Linked DNA regions of Homo sapiens: region 2 is linked to region 1. A link is a loop called in an ENCODE intact Hi-C map of the cell type or tissue named here. Cell type or tissue: endothelial cell of umbilical vein. All regions are shown on one strand. Links, peaks and the distances in the headings refer to the core of each region. The heading gives the core; the rest is flanking DNA.

Region 1 (8,931 bases), core at 577-8,576:
CCCATAAACACCGCGAACAGGAACCAAGACTCCAAGACTTGGGCATACTCCCTCTACCCTCAGCCTCAGTTCTCCAAGAGATTCCCACCCACCTGATTTTCTTTTAAACAAGACACCCAAATCAGCAGCAAAGGTACCTGGGGTAGTCACTGAGATTTTGAACACTGGGAATGGGAGGGGGAAAGTCCAAAAAGTAGAAGTTGGGAAGAAAAGGGAAGGATTGAGGGAGACGCTAGGCTCTGGAGGACAGAGCTGGGCCGCAGGAGGTGGAAGTAAGCCAGTATGGGGGGTACCCCTCCTGACTGCTGTTGCCCGTATTCCCCCAGACCCCAGAGAGCCCCACGGTTTGTTCTGCAGTCCATTCCCTATTCCCCAAAGGCCTCAGAGGCCTAACTCCAAGTCCTCTAACTCCTCTTCTAGCGCCCTCCTCCTTGCTAGCTTTTCTAGCTGCTCTTTGCTAGGCTGGCTGACTTCCCCAGCCTGGATCCGCTGCTGCAGCTCTTCCACCTGCCGGAGTTTCTTCTTTAGGTTCTTTATCTTCTTGGCTTTCTCAGTGGTGGCAGCTGAGTCAGGCTGGTCAGATGCAGCTGTGGGGGCTGCCCGAGAGCCCTGTGGAGCACTGGGGAGTTGGGCTGTCTCTTCCAGGGACACCTTATCAAGAGTCCTGCTCAAGGCCTCTGCCTCTCCTTTCTCTTGCTGCTGCCGCCTCTTCTCCTTTCGCTTCAGGTTACGTTTGGCTGTCTTGGAGAGGCCTGGTTCACCACCTTCAGGCCTGGATGGGGTGACAGGAGCAGTGGCCTCAGGGCTTAGCCCTGGGGGCAACTCTGGTTTACTCTTGAAAAACTTCACATACTTGTTTTCATATCTGCAGGAAACAAAGGATGTCAAGAGTTTCAGAGAATTACTGACTTTTTGATCCCTTTTCTTAAACTTCCAAACACTTCATCCTCATTACATTCTTGCTTCCTTTTTTTGTTGTTGTTTTTGTGGGGTTGTTTGTTTTTTGAGATAGAGTCTCGCTCAGTTGCCCAGGCTGGAGTGTAATGGCGCAATCTCAGCTCACTGCAACCTCCACCTCCAGGGTTCAAGCAATTCTCCTGCCTCAGCCTCCCGGGTAGCTGGGATTACAGGCGCCTGCCACCACGCCTGGCTAACTGTGTATTTTTAGTAGAGATGGGGTTTCACCATGTTGGTCAGGCTGGTCTTCAACTCCTGACCTCAGGTGATCCACCGATCTTGGCCTCCCAAAGTGCTTGGGATTACAGAGAGCCACTGCGCCTGCCTGTTTGTTTTTGAGACAGAGTCTCGCTCTGTCGCCAGGGCTGAAGTGCACTGGCGCAATCTCAGCTCACTGCAACCTCCCACTTCCCGGGTTCAAGAGATTCTCCTGCCTCAGCCTCCTGAGTAGCTGGGATTACAGGCTCGTGCCACCACGCCTGGCTGATGTTTGTATTTTGTAATTTTGTATTTTTAGTACAGACGGGGTTTCACCACTTTGGGGAGGCTGTTCTTGAACTCCTGACCTCAAGTAATCCACCTGCCTAGGCCTCCCAAAGTGCTCAGATTACAGATGTAGGCCACTGGGCCTGACCACCTTTCTCTCTTTATGGTCCCTCCCCAACTTTCCTCTGCTCTGCAGGAAAGATGCAGCGAAGTCCCTAGAACCTAAAGCTCTGGAGGTTCTAATGAACAGAGGTCAAAAGTATAGGACTAGTGATCTGTAACCCTCACTCATCCCTGAATCCCAGACTCTTTCTCTCCTTTCTCAGATAGTTGCCCCTCCTTCCATTTCCTTGGGGCTTAGGAGAGTCCTCCCTGAACTTGTAGGCATAAGGATATTCTATCCTTCTGTAGGGACCCCATCAGAAAACCCCTACGCAAAGCCTAACCACGTACACTGGGACCTCCTCCTGGGGCACATATCCTTCTTTCACCCTCCGCTGCTTGCGCCAGGTCCCGTCAGGTCGCTGTGTTGACGCGATATACTTGCCTAAAATAAGAAAAATCAAGTTGAAAATTACTCTTATTTTCAAACATTTTACAAGATGAGACAAGAATGTATAAATGTACATACCATCTCTCAGCACCCATTCATCCAAATGCAACCATTAGGCTCCTTTTCTCATACCAACACTCAATCCCTCTCTCATTATTTATTTACCGAGTGCCAATACACCGTACAAGAAACCATCCTTGCCCTCAAGAAGATTCTATTTGTAGGTAAGACAGGATAGGCACAGAGGAAGAATTTTGTTAAAAAACCAAGGCAATAGCATGGGAACATGAAAGGCAGTAAATGAACAAGAGGCTAAAAAGACACAAAAACCACGGGGAGGAGAAATGACAATAGCGGATGTTGTAAAGGAGAAATTTTATTTAGATGGAACTTAAAAAAATAGGTCAACTTTTAGGAATTCATACCATAGATACATACACACCAGTACACGAGGATGTATTTAAAGGGTATTTGGTTTTTGTTTCATTTTGTTTTGTTTTTAGATGGAGTTTCACTCTGTCACCAAGGCTGGAGTGCAGTGGTGCAATCTCAGCTCACCACAACCTCCACCTCCCAGGTTAGGTGATTCTCCTGCCTCAGCCTCCCGAGTAGCTAGGATTACAGGCCCCTGCCACCACATCCGGCTAATTTTTGTATTATTAGTAGAAATGGGTTTCGCCATGTCAGCCAGGCTAGTCTCGAACTCCTGACCTCAGGTGATCCGCCCGCCTCGGCCTCCCAAATTGCTGGGATTATAGGCATGAGCCACAGCGCCTGGCCTTTAAAGGGTATTCGTTGATGCATGATTTAAATTAGCAAAAAGCTGGCCAGGCACGGTGGCTCATGCCTATAATCCCAGCACTTTGGGAGGCCGAGGGGGTTGAATCACGAGGTCAGGAGTTCGAGACCAGCCTGACCAACATAGTGAAACCCCGTCTCTAATAAAAATACAAAAAAAAATTAGCTGGGCATGCTAGAGAGCGCCTGTAGTCCCAGCTACTCAGGAGGCTGAGGCAGGCAAATCACTTGAACCCAGGAGGCGGACATTGCAGTGGGCAGAGATTGCGCCACTGCACTCCAGCCTGGGCAACGGAGTGAGACTCCATCTCAAAAAAAAAAAAAAAAAAAAAAAAGAAAAAAAATTAGCAAAAAGCTGAAAGCAACTTAAAAGGCCATCAAGTGGAGTTCGAGACCAGCCTGGCCAACATGGTGAAACCCTGTCTCTACTAAAAATACAAAAATTAGCCGGGTGTGATGGCACACGTCTGTAATCCCAGCTACTGGGGAGGCCGAGGCACGAGAATCGCTTGAACCTGGGAGGCAGAGGTTGCAGTGAGTCTCAAAAAAAATAAAATAAATGTTCTGACACTGACTAGTGTTCAAGATACACTAAGTGAAAAAGCAAGCTGCAGGATAACATGTGGAGTAGTGGTCCTCTAACTTTTTTTATTTCAGGACCCCCTTTACACTGTTATTTTATAATATGCATATCATTATACAATATTTATTTATATTTATTTATTTATTTATTTTGAGACAGAGTCTCGCTCTGTCGCCCAGGCTGGAGTGCAGTGGCGCAATCTCGGCTCACTGCAAGCTCTGCCTCCCGGGTTCACGCCATTCTCCTGCCTCAGCCTCCCGAGTAGCTGGGACTACAGGCGCCTGCCACCACACCTGGCTAATTTTTTTTTTTTTTGTATTTTTAATAAAGACGGGGTTTCACCATGTTAGCCAGAATGGTCTCAATCTCCTGACCTCATTATCCGCCTGCCTCAGCCTCCCAAAGTGCTGGGATTACAGGTGTGAGCCACCGTGCCTGGCCTATTATACAATATTTAAAAGAGATCATATTCATTAATCTCATCACTAAAGTATTTAAGTACATGGAAGCTATCAAGCTCAGAATGGGAAATATAAGTTTTCCAAAATTCTTGGCAGGGCACAGTAGCTCATGCCTGTAATCCCAACACTTTGAGAGGCTGAGGCGGGCGGATCATCTGAGGTCAGGAGTTCGAGAGCAGCCTGGCTAATATGACAAAACCCTGTCTCTACTAAAAATACAAAAATTAGCTGGGCGTGGTGGCAGGCGCCTGTAATCCTAGCTACCCGGGAGGCTGAGGCAGGGAGAACTGCTTGAACCCACGAGGCGGAGGTTGCAGTGAGTGGAGATTGCGCCACTGCACTCCAGCCTGGGTGACAGAGCGAGACTCCAACCCAATTAAAAAATATATATATATGTATATATATATATATTTTATAGAATTTTGGAAAATTTATTTTATATTATATATATATTATTATTATTATATAAAATAAATAAGTTTTCAAAAATTCTAATTTTCTATATATATTAGATATATATATTATATATTAGATATATATATATCTATTAGATATATATATTATTATATATATCTAATAGATATATATATTATTATATATATCTAATAGATATATATATTATTATATATATCTAATAGATATATATATTATTATATATAATATAAAATAAATAAGTTTTCCAAAATTCTAATTTTCACCTAAGTGTTTGAATTTTATCATTGGCGAGAAAAACTATCAGTTGTTTTCCTTCACTTTCACTTCCTTCATTTTCAGGAAAATGATCATTGGATAGTCAGGTCTGAATTACCATAGTTTGTCAGTGTTTTTTTTTTTCAAGTAAAAAATACTGCTCCATGAGAAGAAAGTTTGTTCAGCTTGCAATTCAGACAACCATCCTACTTCGGTATGCAGCAGAAGTGTTTCATGCTTACTTCCCATGAGTCACAGAGAACATTAAAAAAATATGTATTCAAGGGCTGGGCTTAATACAATTAATCATTTTCATTGTATCATCAATGATATCCTTAGGTGAAACTGGCATTTACAGCAAGTGTGTGGCAGTGAAGAACAAAATGATTAGTATAATTTGGTGCCACTGCCCTGACAAATGCATGCTTACAGGGCCAGCAGTTTCACCAACCATGTCTTTTGCACCATTGGTGCAAAGTCAACCCCATGAAAAAGACAAATAAATAAGCATGATTATGAGAATAGTTTTGCTTGCAGACCTTCTGAAAGAGTCTCAGGGACCCCCTTAAGGGTCCTGAACCACACTTTGAGAATCGCTGATATAGAGTATGGTACTATTTTATTTTATTTATTTATTGATTGATTTTGAGATGGAGTTTCGCTCTTGTTGCCCAGGCTGGAGTGCAATGGTGCAGTCTCGGCTCACTGCAACCTCCTCCTCCCAGATTCAAGTGATTCTCCTGCCTCAGCCTCCTGAGTAGCTGGGATTACAGGCATGCACCACAATACCTGGCTAATTTTGTGTTTTTAGTAGAGACGGGATTTCTCTGTATTGGTCAGGCTGGTAGCAAACTCCCGACCTCAGGTGATCCACCCGCCTCGGCCTCCCAAAGTCCTGAGATTACAGGTGTGAGCCACCGCACCCAGCCAGTATGGTACTATTCTTGTTGGAGTAAAGGGCAACACTTAAAGACATGTAGTCTGTGTACAGGGACAAAGAAAAAGGTGTGCAAGGACACATACCAAACTGTTAATACATATCAAACATATATATATATATGTTAAGAGAGAAAGTTAACATATATATATATATATATATGTTTTGTTGTAGCTCTCTTATTTTAAGTATTACTTTTGTAAAAATAAAGAAAAAAGATTTTTAAGGCCAGATGCGGCGGTTCACACCTGTAATCCCAGCAATTTGGGAGGTTGAAGTGGGTGGATCACACAAGTCCAGGAGTTCCAGACCAGCCTGGCCAATATGGCAAAACCCTGCCTCTACTAAAAATACAAAAATTGGCAAGGCAAGGTGGCTCACACCTGTAATCCCAGCACTTTGGGAGGCCGAGGCAGGTGGATTGCCTGAACTCAGGAGTTCAAAACCAGCCTGGACAACATGGTGAAACCCTGTCTCTACATACAAAACCCTGTCTCTACATAAATACAAAAAAAAAAAAAAAAAAAAATTAGCCGGGCACGGCGGCATGCGCTTGTAATCCCAGCTACTTGGGAGGTTGAAGCAGGAGAATCACTTGAAACAGGGGGTTGGAGGTTGCAGTAAGCCGAGATTGAGCCACTGCACTCCAGCCTGGTGACAGAGCGAGACTTCGTCTGGGAAAAAAAAAAAAAAAAATTGGAGGCCAGGCGCAGTGGTGCACACCTGTAATCCCAGCACTTTGGGAAGCTGAGGTGAGTGGATCACTTAAGGTCAGGAGTTCGAGACCAGCCTGGCCAACATGGTGAAACCCCATCTCCATTAAAAACACAAAAATTAGCTGGGTGTGGTGGCAAGTGCCTGTAGTCTCAGCTACTCAGGAGGCTGAGGCAGGAAAATCACTTGAACCCGGGAAGTGGGGTTGCAGTAGGTCAAGATCATGTCATTGCACTCCAACCTGGGCAACAGAGCGAGACTCCGTCTCAAAAAAATAAAAAATAAAAAATAAGGCTGGGCATGGTGGCTCATGCCTGTAATCCCAGCACTTTGGGAGGCTGAGGTGGGCGGATTACTTGAGGTCAGGAGTTCGAGACCAGCCTGGCCAACATGGTGAAACCCTGTCTCTACAAAAATACAAAAAATATCCAGGCGTGGTGGCGGGCGCCTTTAATCCCAGCTACTTGGGAGGGTAAGGCAGGAGAATCACTTGAACCCGGGAGGTGGAGGTTGCAGTGAGCCAAGATTGCACCGCTGCACTCCAACCTGGGCGACAGAGAAAGACTCCATCTCAAAAAGTAAAAATAAGTAAAATAAATAAAAATAAAAAAATTAGCTGGGCATGGTGGCACGTTTGTAATCCCAGCTACTGGGGACGCAGAGGCATAAGAATTGCTTGAGCCCAGGAGGTGGAGTTTGCAGTGAGCCAATATCGTGCTACTGCACTCCAGCTTGGGCAACAGAGTGAAAATCTTTCTCAAAAAAAAAAAAAGAAGAAAGAAAAAAGAAAAAAAGACTTTTAAAATAAATGTCTAGGGCCTCCTACATGAATTATATATTATTACATGAATTGGTTTTTTGTTCAAAATGCAAATATCATTAATACATTAAAACAAAAAAGTCCAGGCGCACGGGCCCACTCCTGTACTCCTACCACTTTGCGAGGCCGAGGCAGGCAGATCACCTGAGATCAGGAGTTCGAGACCAGCCTGGCCAAAATTGTGAAACCCCATCTCTACTAAAATACAAAAAATAGCCAGGAGTGGTGGCTGGGCGTCTGTAATCCCAGCTACTCCAGAGGCTGAGGCAGGAGAATCACTTGAGCCCAGGAGGCGGAGGCTGCAGTGAGCCAAGATCATACCATTGCACTCCAGCCTGGGTGACAGAGCAAGACTCTGTCTCCAAAAAAAAAATAAAATAAAACAAAAAAAGTTGTTAAAGGCAATGGGTGATTCGACAGGTGGAGGGCATGGAAGAAAGAAAAATCATGAGCAAAGGGGCTCAAACTTGAGCAAAGAAAGGCATGGATGTGGGAATGGGCGTGAGTAGGGAACAGAAAGTTGAGAGGTTCAGGTGAATGAGACAGTTCATGTTAGGGAATAGGAAGCCTGGTTGGAAATGAAAAATGGGGTAATCGCAGAAAGCCTTAAAAACAAGGTCAAGAACTTTGGACTTTACTGGGTGAGTAAAACATAACTACTATGGATATTTTTTGCCCAGCTGTGACAAGAATAAAAACCAAAGAAAAAAAACTAGGAGGCTTCCTGGAGGGAGGACTGAGACAAGAGCTGGGCTTTGAAGGAAGAGTCAAACTAAACAAAAAGGGAGACAGAGTAGATTAGAAACAGTTCGTTCTCAAACAAAAACTCACGCATGGGAATGTAGATAGCATTTTCAGGCAACGACAAATAGACCAGTCAGGCTGAGCCAGAGACAAGGGCTGGAATGTTCAGACCTTGAATACCAGTTAAAGATTTTAATATCTGGCACATGGCATGCACTCAACAAATATTTGTCAAATGAATTAATCCTTTATGCGAAGTATTGTCTTAGGGCTTTGAATAAATGAATGAATCCTTTATACAAAGCAGTGTTTCAGAGTATTTAATCTAGCATAATAAAAGGGTGACTTGGAAAAAAAAAAAAAACACCAGAGACATGGAAACTAGTTAGGGAAAAAATATTGTGATAATCCTGGCATGAAGGGACAGAATTGGCTGAAACAGGGGCACTGGAACGTAAGAGACTAAGGGCAGATACATTATCAAAGAATCAACATTTGGTAATTCACTAACTAGGGAAGGAGTAAGAGGATAAGAAATCAAAGATAATTCAGTACACTTTTTATTTTAGTAATCTCAATGTCCACAATTTACCATAAACAGTTACTATCGGAAAAAATAAAAACAAAAAAGAGAGGAAGAGATAATCATATGAATATGATAAGCATTATCAATAAATAGCGAAAGGTCAGGCACAGTGGCTCATGGCTGTAATCCCAGCACTTTGGGAGGCCAAGATGGGAGGATCCCTTGAGCCCAGGCATTCAAGACCAGCCTGAGCAACATAGGGAGACCCCTGTCTTTACGAACTATACAAAAATTAGCTGTGTATGGTTAGTGGCATGTACCTGTGCTACCAGCTACTCAGGAGGGTGACCTGTGTTGATGAAAAGAGTCAAACTCTGTAAAATATTTTTAGAGATTCTGAGCCAAATATAAGTGACCATGGCCTCTGACACTGACCTTAGGAGGTCCTGAGAACATGTGCCCTAGGTGCTTGAGGTACGGCTTGGTTTTATACATATATATATATATATATATATATATATATATATAAAATTTTTTTTGAGACGGAATCTCACTCTGTCTCTCAGGCTGGAGTGCAGTAGCCCGATCCCGGCTCACTGCAATCTCCGCCTCCCCGGTTAAAGTGATTTTCCTGCCTCAGCCTGCCGAGTAGCTGGGACTAC
Region 2 (8,931 bases), core at 533-8,532, 48 kb before region 1:
TACTCCAGCCTGGGCGACAGAGTGAGACTCTGTATCAAAAAAAAAAAAAAAAATTAGCCTGATGTGGTGGCATACACTTGTGGTCCCAGATACTCAGAGGCTGAGGTGGGAGGATCGCTACACCCCAGGAGGAGGAGGTTGCAGTGAATTGAGATCATGCCACTGCACTCCAGCCTAAGTGACAGAGTGAGACCCCATCTCAAAAATAAATGAATAAATAAACAAAATAAAATAAACAAGCCAATCTGAAAAGGCTACATGCTATGATGTAGCTTGTATGTATGATTCTAACTATATGACATTCTGGGAAAGGCAAAATCATGGAAACAGTAAAAAGATCAGTGTCAGGCTGGATGTGATGGCTCATACCTGTAATCCTACCACTTTAGGAGGCTGAGGCAGGAGGATCCCTTGAACCCAGGAGTTCAAGACCAGCCTGGGCAACATGGCAAAACCCCATGTCTACAAAAAACCAAAAACGGCCAGGCGCGGTGGCTCACGCCTGTAATCCCAGCACTTTGGGAGGCCAAGGTGGGTGGATCATGAGGTCAGGAGTTCGAGACCAGCCTGGCCAACATGGTGAAACCCCGTCTCTACTAAAAATACAAAAATTAGCTGGGCATGGTGGCAGGCGCCTGTAATCCCAGCTACTTGGGAGGTTGAGGCAGGAGAATCGCTTGAACCTGGAAAGTGGAGGTTGCAGTGAGCCGAGACCATGCCATTGCATTCTAGCCTGGGCAGCAGAGTGAGACTCCGTCTCAAAACAAAAAAAAAAAACAAAAATTAGCTGAGTATGGTGGTGTGTACCTGTGGTCCCAGCTACTCGGGAGGCTGAGTCAGGAGGATTGCTTGAGCCCAGGAGATCAAGGCTATGGTGAGCTGTGGTCACACCCCTGCACTCCAGCCTGGGCGACAGAGTGAAATCCTGTTTCAAAAATTAATTAATTAGGCCGGGCACGGTGGCTCACGCCTGTAATCCCGGCACTTTGGGAGGCTGAGGCGGGCGGATCACGAGGTCAGGAGATCGAGACCATCCTGGATAACACGGTGAAACCCCGTCTCTACTAAAAATACAAAAAAATTAGCCAGGCGTGGTGGCGGGCGTCTGTAGTCCCAGCTACTTGGGAGCCTGAGGCAGGAGAATGGCGTGAACCCGGGAGGAGGAGCTTGCAGTGAGCAGAGATCGCGCCACTGCACTCCAGCCTGGGCGACAGAGCGAGACTCCGTTAGGAGACATACATAATGTAAATGACAAGTTAATGGGTGCAGCACACCAACATGGCACATGTATACATATGTAACAAACCTGCATGTTGTGCACATGTACTGTAGAACTTAAAGTATAATAAAAATATATATATTTTAAAAATTAATTAATTAATTACATGCATTTATGTTCACTCTGTCCTCTAAAATGTTAATAAAGGAATAAACCCACAAGGACAAGGAGAACAGGAGAAGAGTCAATGCATGGGAGATGACAACACATTTTTGGAAGAGGGAAATCAAATAGAGGAGTGATAACATATAGTTTGGAGAGAGTTGAAGCCTAAATGCCCATGGAAGGTGAAACAAACAGGAAGCAAACCAATTTATGCCCTGACCCTGTCTCCTTTTTTTTGAGATGGAGTTTCGCTGTTGTCACCCAGGCTGGAGTGCAATGACATGATGTCGGCTCACTGCAACCTCTGCCTCCCAGGTTCAAGTGATTCTCCTGCCCAGCCTCCTGAGCAGGTAGGATTACAGGCACCTGCCACCACACCCAGCTAATTTTTTGTATTTTTAGTAGAGATGGGGTTTCACCATGTTGGCCAGGCTGGTCTCGAACTCCTGACCTCAAGTAATCCACCTGCCTTGACCTCCCAAAGTACTGGGATTACAGGCGTGAACCACCGCGCACGGTCGACCCTGTCTCTTTTATTCCAGAAGTATCAGAAATTGAAGGCATCAATCTCTCAGATGGCAGGGGAAGGGATAATTTAAATAAGACATATAGTTTATATAAGATCCGCAGTAAAAAAGTTTGTGGACCAGGCACAGTGGCTCGCGCTTGTAATCCCAGCACTTTGGGAGGCCAAGACGAGCAGATCACTTGACGCCAGGAGTTCAAGACCAGCCTGGCCAACATGGTGAAACCTCATCTCTACTAAAAATACACAAATTAGATTACAGGTGTGTGTGGTGGGATAAGCCTGTAATCCCAGCTACTCGGGAGGCTGAGGCATAAGAATCGCTTGAACCTGGGAGGTGGAGGTTTTAGTGAGCCAAGATCATGCCACTGCACTCCAGCCTGGGTGACACAGCAAGAATCTGTCTGAAAAAATAAAATTTATTGAGGCCCCTATACTTGTGTTTCTCTCACCAGGCCCAGGCAAATTCCCAGCAGATGTGAGGTTTGTTCTCCAGAGAAATTGATCCTGGGGAGGCAGAGCAGGGCATGAAACCAGACTGAAAGCAGAGATTTAAGTGAAAGTCACTGTATTCCTTTCCTATGGCTACTAAAACAAAATACCATAAATTGGCTGGCTTTCAAACAACAGCTATGTATTCCGTCACTGTCCTGGAGGCCAGAAGTCTGAAATCAAGGTGTCAGCAGGGTCACACACCCTGCAAAGGCCTTGGAGAAAATCTGTTCCTTGCCATTTCCAGCCCCTGGTGGCTCCAGGTATTCTTTGGCTTACGTCCACATTATTCCAATCTCTGCTTTCGTCTTCACATTATCTTCTCCTTTGTGAGGGTCTCCATCTAACCATCTCACCTCCCTCTGCCTCTGTCTTATAAAGGTGTGTGTAATAGTGTTTAGGGCCCATCTGGATAATCCAGAATAAAAAATCTTTTTTCTTTTTCTTAAAAATCCTTAATTTAATCATATCTTTTGCTATACAAGGTACTTTTTTGTTGTTGTTTTTTTTTGGTGTTTTTTTTTTTGTTTTTTTTTTTGAGACGGCATCTTGCTCTGTCACCAGGCTGGAATGCAGTGGTGTGATCTTGGCTCACTGCAACCTCCACCTCCCAGGTTCAAGGGATTCTCCTGCCTCAGCTTCCTGAGTAGCTGGGACTACAGGTACCTGCCACCACACTCAGCTAATTTTTTGTATTTTTAGTAGAGATGGGGTTTCACCGTTTGACCAGGATGGTCTCGATCTCCTGACGTCGTGATCCGCTCACCTCAGCCTCCCAAAGTGCTGGGATTACAGGCCTGAACCACTGCACCCAGCCATATGCAAGGTACTTTTAACTCTTTCATCAAATAATGTAATAGTCACAGGTCCTGGGGAATAGGAAGTAAATATATATCTGGAGGTGGGGGCACTCTTTCTGCCTATCAGAGTTACCATACTGAAGAATGAGACTCCTTGTCCTTCCCCGCTGCCAGTGTACTGGCATCCAGAATTTCGCCCACCATACAGAAAACTGGAGTATTCTTCTCTGGCAGGACTGAATAGCTCCAGAGGAAAGCACAAACACTGATACTTGGGTAGCCCCTTGACAAAAAGCCAACACACTGCCTGCTTCCCCACAGTGAAACTCATCATCAGCAGGTCACTGTGAAACACACAGAGCTTCTAACTAGGTTTTTTAGTTCCACACTCTTACATATAAATGAACAGTCACAGTTCACAAGACATCTGAGGAAAACTTCCAATATGGAAAACTGAGACCAGAACAAACAAGAAAAAAAAAAAAAAAAAGACTTGGAGAAACAGAATAAGCAACAGAAAAAGATTGCTTTTTAAATATATATATTTTTGGACAGGAGAAAACATCAGTGCCATGAAATGAAAGGTGCTATTTTTTTCTTTCTTTTTTTTTTTTGAGAGTCTCACTCTGTCGCCCAGGCTGGAGAGCAGTGGCGCGATCTTGGCTCATTGCAACCTCTGCCTCCCAGATTCAAGTGATTCTCCTGCCTCAGCCTCCTGAGTAGTCGGGATTATAGGCGAGCACCACCATGCCTGGCTAATTTTTGTATTTTTAGCAGAGACGGGGTTTTGCCATGTTGGCCAGGCTGCTCTCAAACTCCTTGCCTTGGCTTATCAAAGTGAAAAGGTGCTATTTTTTATAATTCAAAGAACAAGAAAAAAGTCATGGAAATTTAAAGTATGATAACCAATATAAAAACATTCCATTGGAAAAGCTGGAAGCTAAAGTCAGGGAAATCTCTAAGTAGAACAAAAAGACTAAATGAGTGACAATAGGAGTGAAAAGGATAGAAAACTCAAATGTCAGTTGAGAAGATATAATATCAGAAAGGAACAACAGAGAGAGAAATAAGGAGGAAATTACCAAGGAAATAATATGAAAATGCTTTCCAGGCCAGGTACAGAGGCTCAAGCCTGTAGTCCCAGCACTTTGGGAGGCCAAGGCAGGAAGAACTTGAACCCAGGGGTTTGAGACCAGCCTGGGCAACACAGGAAGACCCCATCTCTACAAAAAATAAAAATGAATTAGCCAGGCGTGGTGGCGAGCACCTGTAGTCCCAGCTATTCCGGAGGCTGAGGTGGGAAAATCTCTTGAGCCTGGGAGGTCAAGGGTACAGTGAGCCGTGTTTGTGCCACTGCACTCCAGTCTGTGTGACAGAGCAAGACCCTGTCTCAAAAAAGAAGTTTTCCAAAACTGAAGATTAGTCTCAAAATTTAAAAAAGTGTTCTAAGCATTCAGAAAGATAAAAATAAAGATAGAAATATACCAATCACATCATCAAGTTAAAGAGCGGATCCCAAAAACTTTCTTTTCTTTCTTTTTTTTTTTTTTCTTTTTTGCGACAGAGTCTTGCTCTGTTGCCCAGGCTGGAGTATGCAGTAGCACAATCTTGGCTCTCTACAGCCTCTGCCTCCCGGGTTCAAGCGATTCTCCTGCCTCAGGTTCCTGAGTAGCTGGGATTACAGGCGCCCACCACCACACCCGGCCGATATTTTTTTTTTTTTTTTTTGAGACGGAATCTCGCTCTGTCTCCCAGGCTGGAGTGCAGTGGTGCGATCTCGGCTCACTGTAACCTCCTCCTCCTGTATTCAAGCAATTCTCCTGCGTCAGCCGCCCAAGTAGCTGAGATTACTGGCACCCGCTGCCACACCTGACTAATTTTTTTTTATTTTTAGTAGAGACAGGGTTTCACCATGTTGCTTGCCCAGGATGGTCTTGATCTCCTGCCCTCGTGATCCTCCAGTCTCAGCCTCCCAAAGTGCTGGGATTACAGGCGTGAGCCACCTCGCCCAGGTTTGTTTTTTTTTTTTTTTTGAGACGGAGTCTCGCTCTGTCGCCGAGGCTGGAGTGCATTGGCGTGATCTCGGCTCATTGCAACCTCCGTCTCCCGGGTTCACGCCATTCTTCTGCCTCAGCCTCCCGACTAGTTGGGACTACAGGCGCCCGCCACCATGCCCGGCTAACTTTTTTGTTTTTGTTTTTGTATTTGTATTTTTAGTAGAGACGGGGTTTCATCCTGTTAGCCAGGATGGACTCAATCTCCTGACCTCGTGATCCGCCCACCTCCGCCTCCCAAAGTGCTGGGTTTAGAGGCGTGAGCCACCGCGCCCGGCCCTTTGTTTGTATTTTTTTAGTAGAGATGGGGTTTCACCATGTTGGCCACTCTGGCCGCAACCTCCTGACCTCAGGTGATCTGCCCACCTCGGCCTCCCAAAGTGCTGGGATTACAGGCATGAGCTACTGCACCCAGCCCCTAAAACTTTCAGAGAGAAAGCACAAGTCATATATTAGGTATCAGGAATGAGATGACATCTGTTTTCTCAATGCAATATTGAAGGCTAACGTTAAAAAAAAATGCCTTTAAAATTCTGAAAGAAATTATTTTAACCTAGAATTAAATACCCAGCCAAACTATAAGTCAAATGTGAAAGGTGAATAAAGGCATCTTCAGAAATTCAAGCTCACAATTTATCTTTCTTGTACCTTTTCTCAGTAAGGTTTTGTAGGGGCCAAAGGAAAACTTACCCTCTAGCCTCTGAAGGTTCACTGAAAACTCAACTCACAAAAGGCAGATTGATTGGAGAAAAGGCATACAAACTTAATAATGTGTACAGGGGAGACAGCCGTAGAATGATTATCCTATCCCCAGTGTGGTGCAGAAGCTTATATACCATCTCGAGGTTACAGATAGAATGGGGCTCAGAGCATGGCCAAAAACAGGCTACAGTGGTAAATCAAGTTATAGTGGCAAAACAGATAATGGGAAGGCGAGAAGAGGCCTGGCTAGCAAAGGTGGTCTTGTACTGCAAATGAAACCTCTCAAGCAGCAGCCCTCAAAGAGGATTGATGGTACATGTTTCTTTCAGGGGTTTAAAGGTGTCAGACTCTCACTGAATCTTCTCTGGATTTGGGCAAGGGAAGGCCAAGCTGTATCAATGCAGATTCTTACAGATGCAAATCTTCCCCCACAAAATACAGCTTTACAGAGCTACTATTTTCTGGCTCTCTGACAGCCATCTCAGAATATATCAAATAAATATATTTTGGGGTAAAACATTTTTATTTCCTTCAGTCCCCACTTTGAAACTTAAAAATGATTCAAATATTAAAAGTCAGGTTGATAGCTTTGGAGAGATTTGAGTTGAAGGTTGTTAGATAGAGATAGAGAAAGGAGCTGACAAATTTGGATAAGCAGAAAAGAGCAAATTTAAATGTATCATCCCATTTCTTCATTAATCAGAGTCTTAGTTCTGAGAATAGATCAGTTTGGTTAAACAGCTGTGTCCCATTCTAGGCGGTGCCACTGCAGATGGGCTAGGCCTCTATTTATGATGCAGACAAACAGATCTTTAATAAGAGTCATTTATATGGAAACGGAAGAAGAGCAAAAGTTAATGTCAGGAGTAGTCTATAAATTCATTTTTGCAGAGTCTCTAAAGTATCTTCAGATTGCCAATGCAATCCGACAGATTTTTCTGAATTGTAATTCGAACCAGGTGTTCAGGTGAACTTTCTGAGTATTCTATACATTAGCAAGCACAAATGCTGTTTCTACATAAGTTGCTGTGGTGATTTCTCCTGGAGTATACATCAAGCTATCTAGCTTCAGTATGCAGGGCTTCAATAAAAGCACAATTTTAATTTTTAGTGAGTCTGAGTCAGAAAAATCGCAGGAAAATTTGAAAACATTAGTTTGGAGACTTGTATCTGGGAAAGAATTCAGATTCAGTCCAAATTGTAGGCAAATAATAAAGACTCAAAAACAACGGCCAAGGCTACAATCTAATATCATGTGTACTATATTTTTTTGTGAAACATAATTTTTCTCTTTCCAGTTCCCCATTTCTACTTCTACCAAAGACAAATAATAATAGGATCAATTTATTTGCAAAATACATTTTACTTGTATTATACGTGGCCTGATTATCTGCATAAAGTGCAGCAAGAATAGTGATTGGTCATATAGTATATATAGTATCTTTTAAAGTTGTCTTTGCTGAAATTTTTTTTTTTTTTTTTTTTGAAATGGAATCTCACTCTGTCTGCCAAGCTGGAGTGCGGTGGCACGATCTTGGCTCACTGCAACCTCCGCCTCCCGGATTCAAGCAATTCTCCTACCTCAGCCTCCCTAGTAGCTGGGATTACAGGTGTGCACCACCATGCCCAGCTAATTTTTTGTATTTTTAGTACATATGGGGTTTCACCATGATGGCCAAGCTCGTTTTGAATTCCTGACCTCAAGTGATCCGCCCGCCTCAGCCTCCCAAAGTGCTAGGATTACAGGTATGAGCCACGGCACCTGGCCAGAATTTTTTAATAAGGAATTTTAGATTCGACTTTTAAAAGCCTGAAGGCTAGAAACCCACGTCAAAGATTTATCATCAGATTGTAACACCTATATGAATCTGGTGAATTCTTTTCTTCCCAAGGTCCTCAAAATACCTTGAAATTCCTAGACCTGGGCTGGGTGCGGTGGCCCATGCCCATAATCCCAGCACTTTGGGAGGCTGAGACATGCGAATCACTTGAGGCCAGGAGTTTGAGACCAGCCCGGTCAACACAGCAAAACCCCGTCTCTACTAAAAATACAAAAATTAGCCGGGCATGATGGTGGGCACCTATAATCCCAGCTTGAGAGGCTGAGGCTTGAAAATCACTTGCGCCTGGGAGGCAGAGGTTGCAGTGAGCTGAGAGCATGCCACTATACGCCAGCCTGGGTGATGGAGTGAGACACTGTCTTAAAAAAAAAAAAAAAAAAAGAATGAAAGAAATTCCTAGACCTGTCAGAAAGTGACATTCTTTACTTATCACAAGTCAGAAACCTTGTTAAGGGAAATATGTAGACAAGGTAGCAGGCCAGGCTTTCCAGGAGGCTTTATATCAACTCTGCAAAGTCTACTTCAATTCCTGAAAACAATTGGTCATATTTGAAAATATGCCAGTCCTGTCACAGCCTTAGTAAAATAAGGCTCCAATTGTGTCTCTTTACAAAAGAAAACGGATTCTTATTGAAATTTTTCAAATAACCATATTGCCATAAACTAAGAATCTTCACAAACAGTTTCTGAATTCTGGAGAAATCAGGCAGAGAGAAAAGCAAATATTTTGATTTTGCTCATAGAAGTATAATTTACCCAATTGTTATAAACTATAAATAGCTCAAGGCCAAGTGCAGTGGTTCATGCCTGTAATCCCAGCACTTTGGGAAGCCAAGGCTGGTGAATCACTTGAGCCTAGGAGTTCCAGACCAGCATGAGCAACATGGCAAAACCCCATCTCTACAAAAAATACAAAAATTATCCAGTGGCATGCATCTGTAGTCCCAGCTATTCAGGAGGCTGAGGAGGGAGGACTGATTGAGCCCATGAGCTCAATGCTGAAGTGAGCCATGATTTTGCCACTACACTCCAGCCTGGGTGACTGAGAGAGACTTTGTCTCAAAAACAAACATTAGGCCACACACAGTGGCTCATGCTGTAATCCCAGCACTTTGGGAGGCTGAAGCAGGTG

What was found. A loop is a pair of places that touch in the nucleus more often than their neighbours do. Peaks named below come from ENCODE experiments on the same cell type or tissue, not always from the same donor. Only the 100,000 strongest peaks of a DNase experiment are listed, where the experiment ranks them.
Region 2: a loop joins it to region 1, with 2.5 times the contacts of the local background. A loop is called at or near these places in 8 of 110 quality-filtered maps.

What each region holds. Positions count from the first base shown.
Region 1 is chr12:55,901,491-55,910,421 of GRCh38, forward strand. It overlaps PYM1 (PYM1 exon junction complex associated factor), which reads right to left. Exons shown (of 3, transcript NM_032345.3): 2 at 1,897-1,990; 3 at 1-865. The coding sequence ends at 382. Among named protein-coding and RNA genes, the nearest start is that of PYM1, 22 kb to the right of the region's middle. RefSeq lists a silencer at 7,128-7,276. In endothelial cell of umbilical vein, for the core only: no CTCF peak of the experiment used is centred there; a DNase peak (open chromatin) is centred at 4,761.
Region 2 is chr12:55,853,834-55,862,764 of GRCh38, forward strand. No RefSeq gene overlaps it. Among named protein-coding and RNA genes, the nearest start is that of MMP19, 15 kb to the left of the region's middle. In endothelial cell of umbilical vein, for the core only: no CTCF peak of the experiment used is centred there; no DNase peak of the experiment used is centred there.